Linked DNA regions of Mus musculus: all the other regions are linked to region 3. The links are chromatin loops, found by intact Hi-C in ENCODE. Cell type or tissue: left cerebral cortex. All regions are shown on one strand.

Region 1 (8,000 bases), 150 kb after region 3:
CTCCCTCTTATTACCATCAGTGAATGGGGTGAACAGGGCAAGGACACTGTATGAGAAAGTTAGAGCTGACTCAAGTCCTTCAGCTCATGGAAAGGCTTGCCTTTGGAGAAAATTGTAAAAAGCAGAGCAAGCACTGGTATAGGGGTACATGCAGAGAGAAGCAGGAGACTCATCCAGTTGGGGCCAGTCTGAACTCTATGGCTGGAACTCCTATCAGCCTAGGCTACACAGCCAGACTCTTCTCTCACCCTCCCACCCCAATGTTAAGTGCAAAGCAATAGATATGGGTTATGTCCCAGTGGCAAAGTGCCTGATTAGCATGTGTAGAGCCCCAGGTTCTAGCTGCAGAATCAGACTAAAACCCAAGCCAACAAGAACAGAGAGAACCCCTCCCTGAGGCTGGGAAAGGAACTCCTGCTGTAATATAGGGAGGTAGTAATAGCCAGCAGGCAGCTCTTGTCTTTATTCAAAAGATGATCAACCCAAGTCAAACCCTGCCTTTTAGGGAAGCTCCAGCCAGACCAGCTATCTCTGATGCAGGGCCAGAACCTGGAGGTTTCCAGTGGAGGATGTGTGCAGGCCAAGTCACATGTATAAGCAAGCCTGGCCAGCCACTTAGGTTTTGTCCTTTGGGCCACACAACAATCAGGACAGCTTTGTGGAGGAAGCTGCTATGTAGTGAGAGGAAAACCAACCAAACAACAACAAAACAGCAACAACAACCTCCTCAGGTAAACATACATTCCTAAAAGTGAATTAGGCCATTTTTTCTTGGACTATGGTGGCTCTAAAGGGCTGATGCAGGGAAAGAAATTCTGGAAACTGGAGGACCTCTGTGGATTTTTCTAGAAAAGGGAGATAGCCAGATATCTAAGGGGATAGAATGTTTAAGAGGTAGCAGGGCAGTGGTGGCGCACACCTTTAATCCCAGCACTTGGGAGGCAGAGGCAGGCGGATTTCTGAGTTCGAGGCCAGCCTGCTCTATACAGTGAGTTCCAGGACAGCCAGGGCTACTAAGAGAAACCCTGACCAAAAAAAAAAAAAAAAAAAAAAAAAAGAAGAAGAAGAAGAGGAAGAGGAGGAGGAAGAAGATGATTTTCTAAGAGATTAAGAGTGTCAAGAGTAGTTGGTTGGGTGTGGTGAACGGCCTATAAATCCTAGCACCCTGGGAGGCTGAGTCAGGATGGCACCTGTGACTTGGTGCTAGGCTGGTAGATTTCAGGTTGCCCTGTGTGATTGGTCTTACCTCTTAAAAACATAGATGCGTGGCCCTGGGAAACCTAGGTCTTTCTTAGAAAAGCACTCAGGGTTGATTGCCATGGAATGAGCCGGTGCTTTAAGGTCCAAAGTAAGTAATTATATTGACATTTGGTTCTGAACGAAGATCAGAGGTTTTACTTTCAGGTACCAGTGGCCTGCACATGACCACATGGGTTGGGGTTTTGTTGTTGTTGTTTTTTTCTTCTACAGTCCCTTGTACAGTCCTCACCCAGCTGCTGGCCTCTATCCTGTAGAAGGAGTATTTCCAAGTGGTTTGCAGCCTTTTCTCCCTCACCTGCAGGTCCAAGGGGAGTACCCAGAGTCCCAGGAATTGTCCCCTCTTCTATGAGTGAGGTGGGAGCAAAAGGACCCTGTTGAAAAGCCCAAGCTGGCTTCTTAGTCCAAGCCTAGTACCTCATGGTAGCCAGGCAAGCATTCTACCACACAGCCCAGCTTCCAAGAGCTGCTCTGAGAGTTGTCTTTATGGCGGGGAGGGCTGGGAGTAGGGTGGGCAGAATCCTCTTACTCATGCATGTATTTCTCCTCATTTCGTCTTCTCAGCTGCAAGCCAGGGATAATTCATATACCTACCCCCAACCCAAGTCTGCAGACGTTGGAAAACACAAATGCATAAAATGGTGCTGCTCTTACACTGTGGCTGCTCTTACCACAGGACTCTTTGTCCTCCTTGGAAAGGATCTATGTTGGGGAGTATTGGCATCAATGTGGCCAGGGGCCTTTTCTCCAGAGGAGTGTGCTCTTGAGGGTAGGGAGGACCTGCTGAGGGCACAGACCTATCTAGATTCCAGAAAGGCTATGGGGTGTTATCTCAACATGATAGCAGAAGAGATTCCCCCAAGGACAGGAAGGAAGATGACTCAGGAGGAGGATCCTAGGTCTGACACTCAGCCTTGCCATGGCCACTTGTTAGGACTACTGGTCACCCTACAACTGAGGGAGAAAAGCCTTGCAGGCTATTAAAACCCGTAAAGAACTCTTATGTAGCTGAAAGAGACGTAGATGTCAACTAGCCTTGTAATAATAGCAAGTATCAGAATGGTAATGATGAAAGAGGCTGTGATACTTCTGTTAGGGCAAGGCGGGAGGGAGCTAGCTATGGTTTGTACCATGAAGACATTGAAGAACTCCCTTGAATGGGAGGGAACAAACTACACTGGGCTCATCCAGGCCTTGTCCAAAGGGACAGAGTTAGCCTCAGGTGAGAAGAGCCTGGGGTGTCAGTCCTATGGTGGGTCTGTTCCCCACTGCTGTCAGTATTCACAGTGAGCTGGGGGTGGGGGTGGGGAGATGGGCTTCTAGACTGCAGAGACAGAACAGGGGCAGGAAGCCACTAGACGCTGGTTTTCAGTAGACTAAGCAAACAGATCCAGAGGAAGAATAGGCAGGACTGGATACCTTTGGGGTTCTGAGAAGTATCAGGCATTGGGGGCCATGAAGCACCCCATTTCTTGCCTCAGATACCTGTGCCCTTTACATCAGGAGGCCCAGAGGCTGAGCACTTCTCCTAACTGCGTTTGCGAAGACTCCAGCTCAACCTTCTGAAGAGGAGAACTGTTCTCTGTTGCCCACTGCGCGGAACACTGCCTCCAGGGGAAGGGAATCCGTCCAGATTATTTGATCTCTGGACTCCTGGAAGCCTGAACCTCTGGAGTTTGGCTTTCAGTAAACCTTTTCTCGCGGGCGGGGGATGTTCCCCCAAGGGGCGCACCACTCAGTGAGTCTGGGCTCAAAAAGAGGCCTGGACAGCTGTATTGGGAGAAGTGGAGCTGACTGATAGATACTCCCACTGCCAACCCCTCTAGCTGCGAAGACCCAGAGTCACAGAAACTTTGCGGAAATAATCCCTGTCACAACCTGAAAGGTCACAGAGGACCAGGGGACAGTATCTACGACAGCTGGGAGACTCTTACTATTTAGAAGGATGCTCTCTTTGTTCTTACATTTGACGAAAGAAAAGTTCATTTCTTTTTCTTTCCCTAGACGACGCATTCACCCCTTCTCCCCGGGAGAAAGCAGGTCCCTGGACTTTCACCCTTGCCTTTCAGCCAGCCATGTGCAAAGGTGCTCTGGACCGCTCAGGACCACTGCCGACCACGCCCCACGGGCCTCGGGTCACTTAGACAGCTCCCACAACCGCAGCCGCCTCTCTCCCAAGCCGGATTTTCTTGCGAAGCGAAGCTGTTTCCGTGGGGATCCACATTCGGTGGCCCAAGCAAAGGTTTAGATTCCATTTAAAACGACTGGCGCGACTTATCTCCCCTTGGCTCCCTAGGATTCTCAGCCACCCTCTATCCCTCCTAGCCGGGCGGAAGCCAAACCCACAGCGTTTGAAGTTCAGAGAATTCCAATCCTCGAAGAACTGGCCGCATCTGAGCCGATCGCCCCAGCAGGAGAAGGACTGCAAGTCGGCGGGGCTGCAGCGGAGAGATGCACCGGGGCGGACTCCACTAAGGTGGCTGTCACCTCTCTTTGCTTTCGAAGGGTTACCTTGCTTCACGCGCTATTAGAAATTTCCTTCCTTCTTCCGCTGCTCAGTAAATAACCTTCATAATACAACGATAGTGAAGATTAAAACACACTTCCCAAGCAGGAAGAAAAACAAAAACAGTAACAACCCAAGACAAAACAGAACAAAAACCCCCAAACCGTGTCTTTCTCCAGCACTCTCTTTTCATCTGCAGTGAAAAATTCTACTCCCTTCATTTGAAGTCGGCCAATTGCTGATATTAGAAGTGACATTTAGTTGGATTTCTTTCTTTTCTTTTTTTTTTTTTTTTCTCTTTAAGCATCGGCATAGGTAGGGAGAGGTTCAAGTAGGGACCTCAAAACTAGGATGCTAAGTAGATGGAGGCTGCTTTAAAAAGCTATGCTGGGGTCTGGGGAGGAATTTGGGACTGGGGGTGGGCTGAGAAGGGATTTTCATGAAGCTCAGATCTGGAGCAGACAGGAGGCTGCAGCCTTCAGAGAGTCTGAGGCCCCTCCTGGAGATGTAAGGAAAGCCTGGCTCCATCCGACTGACCCAGGAAGGAGACTAAATGGCACCCCTTGATCTCACAATTCTGTTCTGCTTTCATCTCTAGGGAAAATGCTGAGTAAAAGGGGATCAAACGTTGAACATTCCCATTGAATGCAAAGCTGGGGGCGGGGCAGGGAAGTCAGACCAGCCTCCCTCTGAGAGGGAGGGCAGTGAAGTAGTGGCTAGTTCATGGGGGGGGGGGGGGGGGGCTGGGAGAGTGGGTGTCTCACAGGCCCAGCCCCAGAAGATGCAGCAGCAGCAGCAGCCCTGAGACAGATTCAGGAGTCTAGAGAACAGAGAGACCAAGCAGACTCTGGCTGGAGTGAGAAAGCCAGGACAAGCCAGAATTGGTGGATATCTCCTCAGGGCAGGAGAAGATCCGAGAACTCACTATCCCCTTGACCCCATCTCTGCCTTGGCCTCTGAAATCTTTCTCTAGATTTCTGGGCTGGCAGTGTTCAGCAACTGCTGGCTTTGGGGGTTAATAGGGAGTGGACACATTTGCTTGGATACCACCCTTCTTGTCATCTGCCCTTGTTCCCCAGGCAAGATTAACAAACATTTGCTGCATCAGGAGAGAAATGGAAAGCCAGAGTCGTTTTCCTAAACCTCTGGCTTCCTCCATTATTTCCATAATCCTAAATCAGCCAGATTGAGGGAAGGGTAGAGAGAAACTGAGAAAAGGGTAGGAGACAGAGGACAATGAGGGAATCACAGGAACTTTCTTAGAAGCTGGGGCTTTGCCTTGGGACACAGGAGTTTTTATCCCCACCCCCCGCTTCTTCAGCTAAGAGGGCAGGCTGCTCACTAGTGGAAAATATTGCAGGGGGAGCCAGAGAGGGGGATGGAGGAGCTAAACTCGGAGGGTGCTCACCTCTGCCCCTCAATCTGGCCCACCTGCCAGGCTCCGCAGGAGATTCTTCTACTCCTTCTCCCAAACACCAAGTCCCAGAATTCCACAGGTCCAGACCTTCACCTCCTCAGAGGATTAGCCTAGTCCCTTCACCCCGCCTACTGCCTGTTTTTGTTTTTTGTTTTTGTTTTTTGTTTTCCCCATGACATTTCAACAACTTTCTCTCCTACCTCTAGCTTTGGACACAGAAAATCTCTTTTGGGTAGAGCCCAGGAGAGGACCCTGCAAGCTCAAACCCTGCTGATACTCTTTGCCACACAATCTACCCACAGCTGCCCTAAAACCATCAGAGAAGGCCAGCACCTTCTACCTGGGCTCCTTCCGTACTACCAGAGCAGGGGGCCGGATTGCCAGCTCCTTTTCATTAGAACACGCCGTTTGTGGCAGAATTCGTTGACTCTGTAGAAATACCTAAAATACAGACAGAAAAAGAAAGGCCAATCTTAGACCCTTTCCCTAACCGACATACCTGAAATAGCCCGGAGATAAGCCAAACCAAAAGATGTTTTCTTCTATGAAGAGCCAATCCAAATTCAAATCAGGCCATCTAGATAGAGATAATTAACAACAACAACTCATTGAACACTTCGAATTTTAGCCAGGTGATCTGGGTGGGGAGAGATTTTTCTTCTTCTTCTAAAATCGAGGAACACTGTGTTAGCACACAAGGCCGGTTCTCAAAGGGGAAAACGATATCTTTTGGCTGTTAGGGGATGAAAATAAAGTTTGGTTCTTAGGAGGGAGACAGATGGGGTTGGGGAGATGAGGGAGGAACGGGTACTTTAGGCTCAAGCTCCCCAGACAACTGAGGTGGAGGGTACCTTTTCAGTAGCTGGTTAAAAAAAAAAAAAAAAAAAAAAAGACAAGCGGTTGTATTAATACTCAGAAAACCTGGGTTTGTAAACAGCTTCCAAAGAGTAGCTATGGATTCTTTCATTAGTATTAGATCTAGACACCAGGTTAAGAAAACAGAAGTCAAAACAACAATAAAATAAAATTTCAAAAGCATTTTTCAATTACCAAGTCCTGTTGCCCCTGTGGAACTCGCTGCGCGCCTTAAGCGCTCCCTTTTCTGTGTGCGGAATTCCATTTGCATCCTCTGTGTCTGGGTGTCTCCCTTTCCCAGTGTGTGTGTCTCTCTGTTTTCACACTCTCCTCCCCATTCGAGCGAGGCCCACACCTGGCGCATCACTGCCGAGCCATTAGCTGCGGGTCTCCTTTCATCTTCACTGTGGCAGACGTTTCTATTTATCCACTTGCGTTCGCCGAGTGGCGTCACCAGCGGTACTGTAATGACGATTGCAGCAGGAGGATGACAGCTTAGAAAGAAGAGGGCAATGGGGCTTCCTCCCAGAGGCGGTGCGGCACAGAGGAGCGCTCGCATCACAAGGTGACCCTAGCTCCCCACTGCCATCTCCGCGGTCGCCGTCGACACGGCGCTGGGGCTACCCGGCGCCTGCCTTGTCGCCTTAGCTCCTCTTCTCAGCCAAGATCCCAGGGAGCCTGGGATTAGGAGCTTACTTGGGGGTTTTCCCCCTCCCCCCCTCTGGAGAGTCCGGGGATGGAGAGCCGAAAGGACATGGTTATGTTTCTGGATGGGGGTCAGCTTGGCACTCTGGTTGGTAAGAGGGTCTCTAATTTGTCCGAAGCCGTGAGCAGCCCGCTGCCTGAACCGCCAGAGAAGATGGTGCCCCACGGTTGCCTGAGCCCGCGAGCCGGCCCTCCGACTTCCCGGGAGCGTGGCGGGGGAGGCCAGGAGGAGGAGCCGGTCGATGGACTAGCAGGCAGTGCTGCAGGGCTGGGCGCCGAGCCACGGTCTGCTGGAGCGGCCATGCTTGGCCCGGGACCCCCAGTCCCCTCCGCGGACAGCCTCTCTGGCCAAGGGCAACCTAGTAGCTCAGACACCGAATCGGATTTCTATGAAGAAATCGAGGTGAGCTGCACCCCAGACTGCGCCACCGGGAACGCCGAGTACCAGCACAGCAAAGGTAGCCACCTTGCCCCTCCGCTCCCCGGTCCGCCCACTCCACCCACAGTTCCCTTCATCTCAGGCCAGGTGCAAGATGCTCCTTTCCCTTGGGGCAGGATGGCTGGGGGTTGGGTGAGTGGGGCGGGGGCACCTGAACAACTCTTTTGCTCTCTGCACCTTAGTGTGTGTGAGGGCTCTCGTGTTATCCCATTAGAGTGACAGTTGTGCCTGGACGAATGTCAGCGTTGGCACAAGTCTTGACTTGAGGGGTCCAAAACGCACCCCAACCTCCCAACCCCCGAGTTTTGTGGGAATGATTCAGCTAAGACGGAAAGACACATCCGTCGGGTAGGGCAAGATCAAACGGTTGTCCGGGCAGTTTGACTGGAGGGGAGCAAGGCACAAGGAGGCGCGGAAGCCCGGAGAATATAAAGGACCGTAAAATCGTGGCGGACTCTGGTCTCCGGAGGGCTGCAGCCCTCCGACCAGTTTGCACGTCGGTCAGAGGTCCAAATTACCTTGTCACTTCCCGGGCTGGCGGCGCCAGGTCGGAAATGGTCCCAATGGTCTAATTGCCTTTGGTCTCCGGTTGCATTTGAAAAGGCGGGGATTGGGCCCTCCCCCTCCCTCTTTCCCTCAGTCTCACTTCTCCACCCAAAGGAAAAGCAGCTGCAGGGGGGCTGGAGCCCCACCCTCCTCTGGGGTGGGTCTAAGGGGTTGGTACTTTAATTACACTGCTCCTTCTCACCAGGGGCTAATGGGAGTGGGGGTGGATAGCTCAGAAGGGAGTCTCTCTATACCAACAATATCCACTCCTAGGA
Region 2 (8,000 bases), 160 kb after region 3:
TCTCATTGTCTCCCCAAATTGCCACAGGGCCTTGGCTTTCAGCTGCCAGTACAAACCTTCAGCGCCTCTGGAGGACCCTGTCTCTCCCCTTCACTGGGGTTTATTGGGGAGCCACTTAGGAACTCCTGTACTCATCCTTATAGCCAGTGTTTGAGGAAAAGGACAACTTCAATCATCCAATGCAGGCTTCCCTCCACTGGGAGGAAGTGGTCCTTCCTGCAGGGAATGAATTTGGTTTGGTTTGGGGTTTTCCTTTGCAGCCCAAAGAATTTGCTGTTATGATTTGTTAACCATATTGCAATAAAAGCTGAACATGATTCTTACTTTAGCATTTAAGCATAAGTTTTGTTTTGTTTTGTTGCTATTTTTGAATTGCTAATTTAGCTACCGTGGGCATGTATAGGGACAGAATAAAGGAGATGGACTCACAGAGGGAGGGGTCTCCTAAGTCCCTGTTGGGCATTGGCAGGATCCAAACAAACACTGCAGGAAAGTAGAAGTCTGTCTTCCAGATGACTGGGGTGTAGGCTTGGTTAGTTCTGGGAGTATCTAGGACTTGCCATAGGTAGATTGGCCCCCTAAAGTGTTCAGTTTGCCTAGGGCTCATCCCTCTAATGGATGAATCCTTCAGTTGCTCCAATAGGGGACTTCAGGGCTGCCATCTCCTTTAGTCCTTCCTCCATGATGAGCCTGATGAGATAAGTAGTAATGACAGGTGCTGGACCATTCCAGAGAGCAGTGTTTGCTGGTGGAGTCAGGCCTCCATCCATGCATAGAAAGAAGTGGCTGGATGAGGGTTGGGATGGTCCTACCTGGAGGATGGAATTCTGGCACTACATAGCACTTCCCCGACCTACTCAAGAGTGCCTCGTTCTGAAATCCCAGCCCAGTAGCCTTCTGGGAAGCTAGGAAGGTTTGGGTTGCCTAGCAGGGAGGGTTCTCTGCTGGGCAGTGGGAACTCCACAAATGCCCTCTGCCTTCTTGTATACTGTGGCCCCGCGTGGAACCTTCTACCCAGCAACTGTGCTCCCACTCTTTCCTGCCCCCAGGCCCTCGAAGTTCCCTCTGAAGCCAGGGGCTCCCCAGTGCCAAATCCCAGCAAATTTTGCAGTTGCTCCACATCGGGCAGAGATTGCTTGCGACAGGTAAATGGGCTGCGGGTTGCCTTAATGCCAGGCGTATTTTCAGTTAATAGGGAGGGAAAATGAGGTGTCTGCAGCGATATTGGAAAGTACAAGATCGATGATCCGGCCTCGTGTCCAATCAGCAGCCTTTAATTGACTGTATTTTCTGGGTAATTGAGCCTCTCTTCCTCCAAATTGAAGTGGAAGATATAACAATACATCTTGCCAGGAGGAATTACTCATTACTTCATAATGAAATTTCCCTTTTGCCAAGGTTTGCGGTTTGGCAGTAGGCACCACTTCTCACTCTATGAGCCCCCCCCCCCCCCCCAGCTTAGCGTGCCTGCACCAGGCCATGCCATCTGGCTTGACATGCCTCACGTTGGTTGGGAGAGCAGACTTGACTATGAAGGTACTGTCCGTCTCTAGCTTCAAGTTCGGACTGTAGAACAGATAAGGCAGACCAGGCAAGAGGCCTAACGTGGGATTGTTTTTGGTTTTGTTTCTTTTTAAACTTCTGAGTCTCTTGTCTTAACTGAACTCTGGCAAGGTCCCATTTTGCCTGAAGCTCTGAGCTGTGCACAGCAAACGGTGACTAGGATGCACCTATGAGTTTCAGGTTCTTGATTCTTCCTCCCCTAACACATAACACACACTGGGCTTTGGGACTCTGAGCCCAAGATCTGGGTTCAACAGCGTTTCACATTTTAGTTTCCCCTGCAGCTTCTGAGTCCTGGCAGAACCTGCAGGTCTGAAAACAAGGTCCAGTGCTCAGCTTGGGTCTGCCTAGAGCTGCAAGACTCTGCAGACCAAGTGTGCGCAAAGCCCCGGCCGTCGCTGGCTTGTTAACATGTGATTGATTGCCTTATTAAAGCGTGTTCTTGTAAGTGTGACCAAACTGATTGCATTGCATATGTTTGGGATAATGCTCATTTTAAACAACAGGATAAAGCGGATGAGCTCGCCAGAGCCTCGGAGACGAAATGATTCCGGCCAGCAGTTCCCTAACTCTGGCATTAAATTACCCAGTTACATAGCAAATCACTTAGTTCTCCCAGCCTTACCCCTATTTGGGGTGGGGGTGGGGACTTCGCAGTTTGATCTCACCCTCTGTCCTATTGGTGGCTTTTCACCATACAGAACCACCTTCCTAGGCTCTAAATCTGTAAGGACTCACTAGACATGGGATCCTCCACAGGAAAAAGGCAGCAGGAAAAAGAGATCCATCACACACGTGTTACCCAAAGGACACAGTCCTAGACAGTCACCCCAAATGGATGCTTTGGGTCCCCAAAGTATGTCTCCTCCATCCACAATGCTTTCATGAAAGTTTAAAAGATTCCTTTGTTCTCCAGACTTCTCCTGCTCCGTTGCTTCTATTATTCTCCAAACGAGGAAACACCCGCTGCCATATGTCCTCCGGGAGAGGATGGGTGTCACAGTGGACAGTTGTGGAAGATGCCCAGACGGATGGCATACTCCAAGTGGGAAGAGTTTCTTTCTTTCTTTCTTTCTTTCTTTCTTTCTTTCTTTCTTTCTTTCTTTCTTTCTTTCTTTCTTCCTTCCTTCTTTCCTTCCTTCCTTCCTCTCTCTCTCCCTCCCTCCCTCCCTCCCTTTCTTTTCTTTCTTTCTTTCTTTCTTTCTTTCTTTCTTTCTTTCTTTTGTGTTTATGTGTGTTAAGCATCCTCTCCCCACACAGTGAGGGAAGGGAGAGGAAAAGAGATTGTAGAGGGGTGTCTTCTAATCATCTCCACTCCCAGCCATTAGTTGCAGCAACGTTTTCTTTCTGTGTGCTCCACTCCCATCAAAGAAATTCTCTTCTTGTCTCCACTCACCCCTGACTTGCACTAAGAGTCAAGCTGCTGGGAGACTGAACTTTCTAAGGAACACCTTTGGGATCTGCTGGAATTCTGATTTGTTCAAGATGATGACAGTCATCAGGACAAATCAGAAACAATGCCACTCTTCAGAGTGTCATTTGTAAGTGCAGTTGCACAGATTCGTTTGCAGTCCCCAGCCAAAACACTGAGTAAGAAAATTGATGCAACGGCAAATTTCTTCCCTTGCTCCCCTCTTCCCAGGTTCTGCAGGGGCAAGCATATCGAATTCAATAGGAAAAACACTAAGGCCAAATTCTCCATTTACCCAATGTATGGGACCCTGAAATGTTGACGCTGTGGGTAGGAGAATCAAATCCCAACTATAAACCCCATCGTAGCATCTATAAAACAAACAAAACACAAAGTCATTTCCAAATTGCCTTCTCAGCAAAGAAGTATGTGATATTCTGAGGAGGAGGGAGAAAGATTGCCACTTAAAAATAACATGAAAGCATTAAGTAATTATTTAAAACAAGGCTGTTTAGAAAAATATTTGTATTTATTGCAGCTGCTCAATTGGCCTCGTTAAAGTCGGCAAGCATTTAAATTGTGTTACAATCTCATTTAAATCCTGCTCGGTTCCAGCAGGCTGAAGAGCTTGAATAGACCAATCACTTCATAATGATGATGAATGAGAAATTAATTCAGATACAAGCAAGACAATTTAGGCCTTCATCTGTTTAAATAGCCTTCCAATATTATTCGCGATCGCGGGTCACAGATTGAATCAATTGTCCAATCTTGTGAAAGTCATATCCTTACATCTTCATCCAGATTATTTATAGCGCAGTGAGGGCTGCTGAAAGGTATACGCCGTTAACAGGGACAATTACTTAAAGGGAAACGTTTATAAAATGGAAAACAAATGCCAGAGATGGTAACAAATGGAATCAAACGCAGCCATTCCAATCTGGCAGCTGGAGGGAAGGGAGCGGGCACAACCGTTCCGGAAGAGGGGAGAATTCTGACCTCCTGGGGCCCAGGTGAGGCGGAGAATCGAGGGCGCCTGCGCTGTCGCAGCAGGAGCAGTCCCGGCTGTTTGGCCCTTGCTTGCGTTAGGTTCTTGCGTTACTAGTGCAGGAGATAGCCTGCAGTTTTCTGGGACCCACGTCTTGAGGAGCAGTCCCTTACAGGGGTCCGTCCCAGTTTGTACCTGGGTCTCAGTTTCCCTTATGCGGGACATCAGTTTTCCTCTGGCCGCCACTACCAGGTGGCCGCAGGAGAGGGTCTGGAGCCTTGGTCCTGAGCTGCAGAGTTGCTGATGATTTTTGGACGCTGCAGACTCAACCTCCTCTTAACTTACCATCCATCCTTCTAAGCTGAAGGCCGCTAAAGGCTCTAGGTTACATAGGCCCCTCTATTTGCTTCCCGCTGCACACCCACCTGGCTGCTTTCCCACCCAGGAGCGGCGCCCAGATCTCCCCATCCTTAGGTGTCCCGTCCTGAATCTAAGTCTTGAAACAACCTCTTTCCATGAGGCCAGGCTCATTCCGTCGCCTTTTTTTTTTTTTTTTTTTTTTTTTTGGTCAGGATGTCCTCTGCCAGGACCCACGAAGTTAGGGTGACTGTTACTTGGAGGTGACAGGTGTTTTCACGGCTTGTTTAGGAAAACCCGCCATGGTGCTGCCAGGGAGGAGGTTTGCTTTCTGTGGTGTGGGTGCTAGCACAGATCTAAGCGCTTCTCATCTCTGCCAACTAAAAGCCTATCCCAGGAAGAAAGAGAGCCTTCTAGGCGGCGCTCTTAGGGGGAAGTTAGTAGGGTGGTCTCAGAACACTGGAACAAGGAAGATGGTCCATTCCATACGCAGAACCTGGAGGATGGGAGGAGAGCAAGTGGATCCCGAGCAATACAGGAGGAGTCCGCTCTGCACTCCAGTCCTAGGGGTGGCTTGTTTTTTTATTTTTCATTTTTTCTCCTTCTGTATTTCTCTATTTGAAACAAAGCCCAACTAACGGATTCCTGGCGCTCTGAGGACCCACTCCTGGGAGCGACTTTGATGTATTGCTGTCCAATTAGTGCCTTTAATTGGTGTCCTCGGGGACAGGCAGGCCGAGAGCTGGGACGCAGCCTCCTCTCGACTCTCCTGCACACTGAAAAGGTAAAATTTATAACGCACTGCGGGAACCCCTTGGGAGAGCAACGAGCAAAGAGGGGGCAGAGAAAGGAGAGTGGCAAGTCCAGCTTGCTGAGGATGCATCCCCCAACCTCCGGGGTCCGGGAGAAGGGTCTAGAACACATGTGCTCTGCTCAGGTTTCTGAGCAGAAGAGTTGGGGGCGGCCAAGTCGCTGAAGATTATGAATTTGCTTGCAGAAAAGCCAGGGGAGTTTGCATTGTCTGTAGATGCCCAACCCCATGTGGTCTCCCATCTCGTTAATAATGGCTGTTTGTTAACAAGGATGCGGAGGTTAAATAATCCGGGTGGAAGATTAAACACGCCTCATCAAGGCGGCCCGGAGCTGAGCCTCTGCGCAGAGACCTGCAGCACAGCCAGCTAGCTTGCTGGAGCCTGGAGGATGGTGGGAATAGAGAGCTTCCCCGAGCAAGCACTGAAGTGGAGGAAAGGAAAGATCTGAGGCCCTTGGAAAGCCAAACTCCTAGATCTGCTCAGTAGAGAATTCAAATCAGAAGCAGTTCCAGTAGAAGATGGTTGTCGAATTATGGAGGAAGCTACTTGTGAATCAAAAAAGCAGCTCCGGGGCCTGAATTCTAGGTTCCCACGCTCCAGTTTACACCACTAGGAAGTAAGGGGTGCTTGTATTCCATGTGACTAGCACTCAGCGGACTCGGGGAAATGCGGCTCCTGGCTGGACACTACCTCCTAATAGCTGCACAGGTGGCACCCATTATTCTCCTCAGGCCATTTTGTTTTTTTTCTGTTGTATGAAATGGACATGAGCCCAGGCTCCATGCAGCTGATGTCTCTTTCTTTCCTTCCTCCATTTCCCCAGCACTTTCTCCTTTGCACTGTCTCTACTTAACTTTGGAAAGTTCAGTCAGAGAGGATTTTATTCTGCAAATAGTTAGGACCTACTATGTGTTCGTCATGTGTGATGTGTGCTTTTAAAACGGGAGAGCAGATCATCAATTCTTATCCCCTCCTCACCATTCCCAATATGTGTCATAACGGGAAACAAGGGTGGGAATGTTGAAGGAGAGAGAATGGGATGGGAACATATTTGGGGGACAGAGAAGCTGTTGAGGGAGGTGTGGTGGAGCTGTTAAGAAGAAGTAAAGGACTTGAAGAGACAGCAGGGATGTCAGTGAGGACAGACAGTGCACACAGTAGTTCCTTGAGCTGGGATTAGGGCTTGCAGATGAGGGAGAAGGACTTTCTGGAGTCCTGGTGATGTCCAGTGAACAAAGGGTCTCAGAATCTGCTGAGAAAGTATGAGTGCTGATTTTCTATCTACATGTTGTACCAACAGTTGGAGTGATGACTGTTAGCTAATTTCAAAAGAAAGCACTTTCAGTTTTTTAACCAGAGAATTGAACTGCTAGGCCGGTCCAAGCTTTTGCCTCAGAGAAGGTGTTGGGTGAGTGTCCCGTTGAGCATTCTTCTAGACATCAGGAAAGGTGGCTTCTGCATTTGTCTACCTTTGGTTAGAAGGTCCAGAGGTCAGAGTGGTGGGCAGTAAGCTGGACACAGCGGTGACTGAGTCTTTGGTGGTGTAAGCCCTCTGTTCTGGGCTTGCCTGGAGTCATTTTCCTTGGTTCTCAGGCAGCCTTCTGAGTTGAGCATAGTATTCATTCTCATTTTGCAGAGGAAGCTGAGTCCCAGGGAGCAGGCGCGTTCCAGGCCTGTGTTACTTCGTCAAAGGATTAATCTCGTTCCAGAACACAGGCATGCACTACTCTGCTGAAGCTGTCCTCTTGGTGTGGCAGGGCGCTGAGGGCAGATGGGGAGCGTGTTTCTCCTTAGAGTTGCTAACATCAAATATCAGTTCTAGATAAAGGCAGCTAGTGTGGGGAGCTTGATGTGTTAACACTCAGGAGTCTATTTTAACAACAAAAAACATTTGTGCCTGTTCCTAGGGGTCCAACCCATGACCACATGCATGCTAGGTGAGCTCTCTATTTTAATTTATATATTAAATTTTATTTTAATAAATATTTTATATCTTAAAGATGTCCATTTTAATTATTATTAGTATTATCAGTACTATTTGGCTTTTTTTTTTTTTGGCTTGTTTGTTTGTTTGTTTGTTTGGAGACAGGGTTTCTCTGTATAGCCCCGGCTGTCTTGGAACTCACTTTGTAGACCAGGCTGGCCTTGAACTCAGAAATCCGCCTGCCTCTGCCTCCTGAGTGCTGGGATTAAAGGCGTGTGCCACTACCGCCCGGCCTATTTGGCTTTTTGAGAAAAGGTTCTCACTATATTGTTTTGGCTGGTTAGCAACTCACATGTATAGATCAGGCTGGCCTCAAACTCACAGAGATCTGCCTGCTTCTGCCTCCCATGGGTTGGGATTAAAGACAAAGTGCAAAATTCCTTTCTACCTTCTAAAACATACAGTCAGTGTTTCTTTAGTGAACGTGAGCAATGCAACCCAATAAATCAATCAATAAACATTCCTTAGTCCCTTATATAGGACTGATAACAGACTGGAGTTTGCTCAATGTCTTCATTTCAAATTTCAAATCAGCCACATTGAGATATGGCTTTGTTTGGACCCCCTCACAATTAATTTGTGCTTTGCTTGAAAAATAACTCATTAGTGGTGACAGCTGTGGTCAAGCTGCCCCTATGGTGGGGAGTACACTGTCTTTGGCAGGGAGCCTGCCAAGAGAGAGCTTGGGAGATACCACAACTCATTTGCTGTTTGATTTAGTATCCATTTCCTTACTATCAGAAGCTATGTGTTTTATAAAATATAAAATACAAGCATGTTGACACCTATCGATTGAAACATAAATAATTTGAGTTATACCAAAGTACACATTCTGGAACCAGGGTCCTTGGGCTTAAATCTCCACTCTGATCCTTCATATATCAT
Region 3 (8,000 bases):
CTCAAAGGTGAACCCAAAGCCGACTTCACAGTCACAGCAAGACCTAAGGCAGGCTAGTTTGAGGACATCTTCCATTTTGCCAGTACTTTGATGATGAAGATGGAGGAAATAAAAAAATAAAACAAACAAACAAATTTTATATTGCAATTACCTGAGATCCCTGATTAAAACCTTTGTTTCATTTTTTAAATGTATCAACAAAATGTTATTTTCTGTTTCCCCTATTTACAATTGCTATCATTTCTCGAGGCCCCAACTCTGCCCCTCAGAGACCAGAACAGAAGACCTTAAAATGGGATGTGTTAAACGCCTTTGATTTAATCGATTGGGACAGCTAAAAAAGATACAAATGTTTTCCTTGTTGAAAGGTGTATTAATGTCTCCTAAATGCATTACTTGTTAGCTGATTTATTCTATGACCTAGGAAAGGCTAGGGATATTTAGGCATAATTTATCGTTTTCTTCCCTCTCAGCTTCATTAAAACCAGCACCTTGAAGATCGGAATCTCTAGGATTCCTGCAGGTCGGAAGGGGCTTTCAGATATTGAAATCAAGAGAGTGGTATGCAAATGACACTTTAACACATTAAAGTATTTGAAAAGCAGCCATCTGTTTTGCTTTGTGGCCTTACACTAATAAACAAAAGATACAGTATAGCCAGGCGGGTGAAATGAAAGAAAGGGGTGTTGTCTTTGAAGTTCTCACCATCCACTGGAATCTTTTCAGGCAATCTCAGAAGCCAGCAGCTGAGGGGAGGGTGCCCGGTGCCCTTGGTATGCATGCAGCAACTGCTCCCACCATTTAACAGGGATATGTAGAAAATCTCAGAAGTCTTTCAGAAGGCCTGTAAATTCTAAGGTTTTTTTTTTCTTTCTCCCCAGCCCATCTTTTCATATCATCCTCTGAAAGGGAAGTCATGTCTGTATTTGTGATACTGTAGATTTTTTCACTCTGCTCTTAGGGATCAATGCCTCCAAAATACATGTGAAAGCTGAAGATGAAGACTCAGCTCCTTGGTCCCACACTTGCCTAGAACACACAAGGCCCTAAACTCCATCCCTAGCAGCAACCAGGAAAAAAAGGTCAGAAAATGTTGCTTAAGCCCAGAAGTATGTTAAAAATAATAGCAAACTGTCAAGAGGTCTAGAAGAGCCATGCTGAACTCAGTCATATGTTGATTTCCTCTCATCTGACACATGCCTTAATCTGAAACAATTTGGATATACAAACACTTGGTTTGATTTCCACGAGCTCACCTGGAAGAGTCTGATTCTGGAGAAGAGAGTGTAAATCTAAATCGCTTTCCAGGTTATGTGGCACAGAATTAGAAATGTACCTAGACCCTTTACAGCCATGGTGGTAATGAAAGTTGAATCTTAAGGGATAAGATATGCAAGGCAGAGATGTAAGGAACTGCTGGGAGGGGTGGATGCTGATGTAAATAGGGAAAAGAAGGCTTTATTGAGAACAGACCATCAACTTAAAAGGTAATATAGCCTGACAATCAAAAAAAAAAAAAAAGGAACCGGGGACATCCTTACATCCTTACCATACTGAAGCTGATTAAATGTGAGTCTCTTTGCTCTGGGTTCAAGAATGTGAGGAAAGAGTGACTGAAGACAGTTTTCAGCTTTTGAAGGGGCTGGGTTTATGTTTATGTCAACATTCAGTTGGAGGTGAAAAGGTTAGCACTTGACCCAGGAAGTATCCATGTTTGTTGCAAATAGAGATCTCTGTCATATATTTCTTTACTGTTTTTTTTCCAGTTTGAACTCTGATTATAATAAAAAAAGAGCTGTTGTTATTGTAAAAAGTTCGGTGCATTAAATAGACATAGGTTGGATGAAAATGTTCTTCCAGGGAAAGCTGCAAGCTTCATGACAGAGGAAAGCCTACTTCTTTGAAAATAAACACCACCCTCCCTTCCCCATGTGAAATGGGCCAACTTAGTAGTAAGCAACCACTGTAGTCCAGCCAAATACACAAGATGCTTAGGCATACCTAAAACTTGAATACTTTTATTACAGACATCTTAAGACCCGTAAACTCTGCTCTGGACCACATCACTCCAGGATCTCAGAGCTGTTCATGATTGTACAGTAAATGGAGACTATCATAGGCTCACAAAGAATAACTGATAGAACTCAGTGTGATATTTCAGGGACATCAGAACATTGTGCGACATGCAGAAGACTAGTCACGAATCACACAAAATATACATTCATTGTGCCATCCATCACATTAACAATTAGCTGGAAATACACTGGATCCAGCCATGATACAAGACAGTGTGGAAGGAAAGGGTGACTGAAAGAATGAATACCTTTGGGTTACAAATGATCCAGCATGATTTTTAAATGCAGGGTGGCCAGAGAAGCAGGAAGAATTGGTTAGAGTTTGGGAAGACCTGGCACAGGCAAAGTGCTTGGCAGGCCTTCTTAACTCTGAAAGAACCAATTGAGGCCAACTTCTGAGGCATCTGACTCTGTTTGAATGAAAGAGGTTTTCTTCTTTCGCCCATAATCACACATGAACTGTACCAGTTTTGAGAATTTGTCCACCCTGTTTGATTTAGTGACCTACATATTTCTATAAAATGTGTATAAAGATAAATCTCTGACGGGAAAGCATTTACAACCAGCAAACTCACACACATGAAACCAGCTAAGTTAGGGGGTGAATTAATTGTGTAAACACAGTGCATCTCTTCTTCATGAGTCTTTGGACACTCTCTCTCCTCTATGTCCTACTTAAGGGCTAGGTGGAGAAGAACAATACATAGATAAAAGGAGAGATGCCTCCTTCCTGCAAATGTCTGATGGCAAAGGGAACTAACTGTTCTCCAGCCGACATCTAAAAGGAATCATAGGTTGTGGGGAGAAAAAAATCTCACAACAGTGAAGGAAAGGATGTTGGGAGCCATCAGCAATTGATGTGGACACCCGATGTGGATGAAGGAGTTAACTTCCAACCAAGGCTCCAGAATTCTCTGGAAATACCTTATCTTGGCCAGGAGCTCCCCAGATGGGACGAGAAAGGAAGAGAGAGTCTGTAAAGAAAGGAAGATAAGCTAAGAATGTGCTTTGGGTAAGAAATCCCAGCCCAGGGAGAAGCCTGGGCTGCAGAGTTGGGCTGGAGTAGCCTCAGTGGGAGGTAGTCAGAGTGTCTGAGGTAGACGATGCCGGAGAAGGGGCACTGGGCGAGGGGCTAGATTTCTCAGATGATTCTTCCGTTTTCTCATCGCTGCCAGGAGGAGTGGCAGGGGAGATGGGCAGGAGCCCCTCCTTCTCACGCTTCTTCTGCTTCATGCGGCGATTCTGGAACCAGATCTTCACCTGGGTCTCATTGAGCTGTAGGGACGCGGCAATCTCCACCCTGCGCGCTCGTGTAAGGTACTTGTTGAAGTGGAACTCCTTCTCCAGCTCTGTGAGCTGCTTGGTGGTGAAATTGGTGCGCACTGCGTTGGGTTGACCCACGTAGCCGTACTCTCCAACTTTCCCTAGGGTAGGGGAGGAAGAGAGAAAAGATTAAAAAAAAAATCTTAAACCTTTATCCAGATTGCCCCAAGCTTGAGGCAATATTCGGTTAACTACTCAGCGAGCACAAACCCTATCGGGAAGCGCCAGTGACGATGTGTAAGCAGTGTTAACCTGAAGTCAACCATTAGTGTGATCAGGCTCGTGATTAATGGAGCCTTGTAGATATTAACAGGACATCACCATCACCACCATCACCACCATCACCACCTCCCACTCCCCGCACACTATCTAACTATAGACCATTTAAACCTCAGCCCCTGTGAAACGCTTTTGCCTCTGCACACCTGGGCACCCTACACCACTCACTACAACTCTAGATGACATTAGACATAAACAAGAACCAATCTTTTAAAAATCATTCATTTTCCTAGGAAACTAGGTGTGCCAGCCCCTTTCAAAAATCGAACAGCATTTGTCTGTCAGCCGGCAGGACTTACCTGTTTTGGGAGGGTTTCTTTTAACTTTCATCCAGTCAAAGGTCTGCGCTGGAGAAGACGTCTCTGAAGCAGGGGAACGACAGGCTTCTTGGTGGCTGGCGTGGAGAGGGGATAAGGAGTTATTATACGTGGCCAGGGCCAGAGTCTGCTGCTCTTGTCCATATGAGTGGTGAATGTACTGGGGCGAGCCCACTGTGCCCCCAGCATAACCCTGGTGGTGGTGGTGATGCTGGACCATGGGAGTCGAGAGGTTTCCAGAGTAAACAGCGGGAGCGCACGGGGGGTACCCACCACTTACGTCTGCTTCCTGATTTAATCCATAGGGGCCATAAGGCGCACTGAAGTTCTGCGCGCCATAGCTTGGACCACAACTCGAGTGGGAATAAGAAATCCCAAGGTTTCCAGAAGTCTGGTAAGTAGCCGTCTGGGGGTGGTGATGGTGGTGGTGGTGGTGGTGGTGGTGGGGCGAGCTGATCTGCACCCCCCTGCCCACTAGGAAGCGGTCGTCGCCGCCGCAGCTGTTGGCACTGACCGCGCAGGATTGGAAAGTTGTAATCCCATGGTCAGAGGGGTAAGCTCGCGCCGAGCAGGTCCCAGAGTCGCCACTGCCAAGGATGGGGTATTCCAGAAAGGAGTTCATTCTTGCATTGTCCATCTGTCACTGAGTGATTGGATCCTGCGAAGCCCTGGGTGACCGTGCCAACTTTCTCACTTCCTCCATAGGACCAGAGAAGAAAAATGATATGAATGTACAGTGCGCAAGAGGCGGGGCGGGCAGGCGGAGGGCTCGAGGGGAGGACACGTGACTCTACCAGCCAATGGCTGAGCCGCCTGCGAAAGTTTACCGGCTGCGGCCGTGATGGATCACCGTTTCAGTGGCATTTAAATCCCCGGCGCTCCTCAGTGTAGGTGACGCGCGCTCGCCCCCCCAGGCAGCCCGGGCCGCGGCGGTAGCAGCGGCCGCTCCCGGAGCTGACTTGGAGCACTGGGACCAAAGGGAGTCGAGACTGCCTTCTGCGCGCGCCCGGCTTTGCGCGCCTCCGCCACCAGATGTGGGGGGATGGGAGGCCCCCTCCGCGGCCCCTTCCCCACCCAGCCCAGAAAGCTGAACTGGCAAGAGGTGAGAGGGGATGAGGCCTCCTGGCTCTCTTGTGGCGGGCATCTTGTGGGCCGAAAATCTCTGCGTGGTCGCAAGGACCCTGGCGGAGCTGGGAGCACGCGGGGTGGGAAGGGTGGGAATCCAACAGACACCACGCCCTCAGCTCGGGGCGGCCGCCACTACCCAACCCCTGCAAGAGACCTGAGCCCGGAATCCCGGCGCCTAGGGCGAGGTTGCGTCACTGGCTCGCCAGCCTCGGAATGTAGAGGGACGTGCGCAGAGGATTGACTGGGAGGAACCATGGTGAATGTGCTGGGGACCAAAGCAAGAAAAGAAACTTCTGTCCTCATCCAAAGGGTCTTAGAGCCCTCTTCCCTGATTCCTGCCGGCCAATAGCATGGCAATGGGAGCTTCTGTAATTCGACCCCAGGGTCCCGGGATTCGGGGGTGGGGGTGGGGGTGGGGGGGGCTACGAACCCAGCTCTCTGGGAAAGGCCGGGTGTCCACTCTCTTCTCTGCCCTCTCTCCTTCTCTGTCGCTTTGCTCTTGGTAGCCCTGCAAAATCGGGGCAACTCTGCTACTGGAGTTTAAGGAGTAGAAGGCAAAGGAGATTGTTGACGCCAGCAGACGTGGCTGACTGGCGTGAGGGCCGAGCCTGAGCTGCAGGCCATCTGCCAACTCTTAGAGACCCAGGAGCATGCTCACTCTAGGGTAGGCCTCAGAAGGGCAGATAACAGGCAACTCCTAAAAAGTATGCAGACCTCCCCCGTCGAGTTTCTCTCTTCCAGGAGAGGCAAGTTAGGAGTGGAAGAGCCCCCCCTTCCCACCATCCCCTATTGCCTGTGTGGACTGGGGCATGGGGGGTGTTGAGGACCGGCAGGTGGGAGGGACAGATGACTGAGTGGATGGGACCCTTTCCAACGGGCTTGTGTGAACCTGCAGGTCACTCCCCAGAGAGACACGTGCAGATGTGAGCATCATCCCAGGACAGGGGTCCTGTTTCCCATCAACCTTGTCCTGCAATGATGCTGATGGTGTCAGTAATTGCTGTTTACTATTAGATGTCACGTCAACTCTAAGCTTGGAGAAAGAAAAGGCCAAACAGAGATGAGAATGGACATAGTCTTAAGGAGGAGAAATTCAGCGGTCACTTAAAAAACACCGTGCAGACAGTTCTGCACAAGTTTTCTTCTCGATGTTTCTAGCTTTATATCAGGCATGAAATTAACAGTGTAATTTACGTGTGAGTTTGGGGGGATCCCTTCTCTATAGGAAGGGAAGAAGAATGCAAAGTCACTCTTCGGGCTTCTGGGTTGTGTTTTTTCTCCACACGTAGAAGTTGTCCCCTCCCCCACACCTCTCAACCCCGCCCCCAGCAAACCTGGCCATCCTCCTGGAAACCTAAGCAGACCTACGTCCCTGGTCCCCCTTAGTGACAACTGAACACTTACCCCAACCCACTTTCGGGGAGTAGTATTTCTCTGTGACCCATGACTCGCCCCAAAGCATGGTAAAGGGAGGAGCACCCGGGAAGTGTCCTGCCTTAGCCTCTTCTTCTGGGAAACCATCCAAGTAGAGTCTTTTGGGAGGACAGTCCTCCCGCTAAGAGGAAAGAAGGGACTCCTGTGAGTCAGGAACAGGAAGTGAGAGAGGCTTGATGCTGTGAGCGCGGGTGAGGGCCTCTCTCAGCAGAAGGCAGTTCATTCCTTCTTCCCCTTGCCTCTTGCGGGGGGGGGGGGGAGGACGGGGGGGGGTACAGGGGGCGTCTGTGGGCCCCCTTGGTACCGATTTGCATTAACCTACAGGCTCCAGGACGCCTGCCTGAAAGCTACCCCCAGGCCTCCGCTCCCCTTCTGCTAATTCTCACTCCCCCAAGCCCTCTTTCTTCACCTGTTTTTCTGGGTAGCCTACGTGGGGTGTTTTCATCAGCAACACAAACACACTACTGGACCCACAACGCACGCATGCAGCGCTCGCTCGGGGCCTCCGCAGACCTTGCCCCATTAACCACCAGCTCGGCCTCTGCTCACTGCAGGCCCAAGCTTTCCCGAGGAGGCTCACCCGGAGCTCGGAGCAGTAGGCTTATGCAGCTCAGATTCTTTCCCAGCCCCCACCCCAGAGGAATCAGGAAGGCCACTGAGCAGGGTAAGAGACCTTTGGTCTTTTGAGCAGCAAGGAGGCCAGCGACCCACGCAGGAATCGAGCTGAAGTGTCTTTAAATAGCCCCAGGAGAGTGGGTGAAAGGCGAGCTTGGGCCATGAGTGAAATAATCCTCTGCAAGCGGCATGCTTGGCTCCAAGTGCCTCTTTTCAGGGCTCTTCTACTGGAAAGAGAATGAGGGAGGAGGAGACAAACCGAGGCCCGGAGCCGTTCTTGGCATCCGCGGCTCAGCCAAGCTGTTGTTTTAAAAGAGCAATAAAAATGAATTATGACTAAACGCCTTCTAACTTAATGCTTTCGGACGGGGATCCCCGGCAAATACGTAAGAGGATTTTTATTTGTGCATGTGTTCCTGCAATTGATCTCTTTGATGACATTCTCATTCATAGAAAGCGTTTGATTTATGAGCTTAGGACGAATCACATCCAGGAACTGCGCAGCCCTGGCCACAGCCCGGACACCCTGCTCAGATCTCAGAGCCTGGGGCCTGAAAACCACCACAGTCCCCACATATGGAGGCTGCTGAGGGATTAGGGGAGTAGAGGGTGAAGGGAAGGTAGAGAGCAAACCCCTGAATAAAGTCCGAGGTTTCATTGTAATTCCCAAGCTTTTGCTATTAAGAACTGGGTTCTTCCATCAATCACCGCCCCCCCCCACGCACATGTTGCTGCAGTTTCTCACGGTAAGTCACCAGAATAGAACCCAGAAAGGGAAATAAATAAATAAATAAATAAATAAATAAATAGTGGGAGGAGACAAAAGAAG

The links. A loop is a pair of places that touch in the nucleus more often than their neighbours do. Peaks named below come from ENCODE experiments on the same cell type or tissue, not always from the same donor. Only the 100,000 strongest peaks of a DNase experiment are listed, where the experiment ranks them.
Region 1: it touches region 3 in a loop (4-fold over the local background); 7 of 42 quality-filtered maps call a loop at or near these places.
Region 2: it touches region 3 in a loop (4-fold over the local background); 7 of 42 quality-filtered maps call a loop at or near these places.

The regions. Positions count from the first base shown.
Region 1 is chr6:52,307,074-52,315,073 of GRCm38, forward strand. It overlaps Evx1 (even-skipped homeobox 1), which reads left to right and starts at 6,425. Exons shown (of 3, transcript NM_007966.4): 1 at 6,425-7,198. The coding sequence starts at 6,772. It overlaps Evx1os (even skipped homeotic gene 1, opposite strand), which reads right to left and starts at 7,759. Exons shown (of 4, transcript NR_038163.1): 1 at 7,698-7,759; 2 at 6,231-6,497; 3 at 5,680-5,757; 4 at 1,316-3,824. In left cerebral cortex, no CTCF peak of the experiment used is centred here; DNase peaks (open chromatin) are centred at 3,614 and 5,650.
Region 2 is chr6:52,318,048-52,326,047 of GRCm38, forward strand. It overlaps Evx1 (even-skipped homeobox 1), which reads left to right. Exons shown (of 3, transcript NM_007966.4): 3 at 1-331. Among named protein-coding and RNA genes, the nearest start is that of Evx1os, 7.2 kb to the left of the region's middle. In left cerebral cortex, no CTCF peak of the experiment used is centred here; DNase peaks (open chromatin) are centred at 3,018 and 3,126.
Region 3 is chr6:52,153,591-52,161,590 of GRCm38, forward strand. It overlaps Hoxa1 (homeobox A1), which reads right to left and starts at 4,727. Exons shown (of 2, transcript NM_010449.4): 1 at 3,977-4,727; 2 at 1,777-3,499. The coding sequence starts at 4,631. The coding sequence ends at 3,144. It overlaps Hotairm2 (Hoxa transcript antisense RNA, myeloid-specific 2), which reads left to right and starts at 3,312. Exons shown (of 3, transcript NR_146400.1): 1 at 3,312-3,392; 2 at 4,300-4,388; 3 at 4,700-4,939. It overlaps Hotairm1 (Hoxa transcript antisense RNA, myeloid-specific 1), which reads left to right and starts at 4,934. Exons shown (of 2, transcript NR_131181.1): 1 at 4,934-5,096. In left cerebral cortex, no CTCF peak of the experiment used is centred here; no DNase peak of the experiment used is centred here; H3K4me3 peaks cover 296 bases.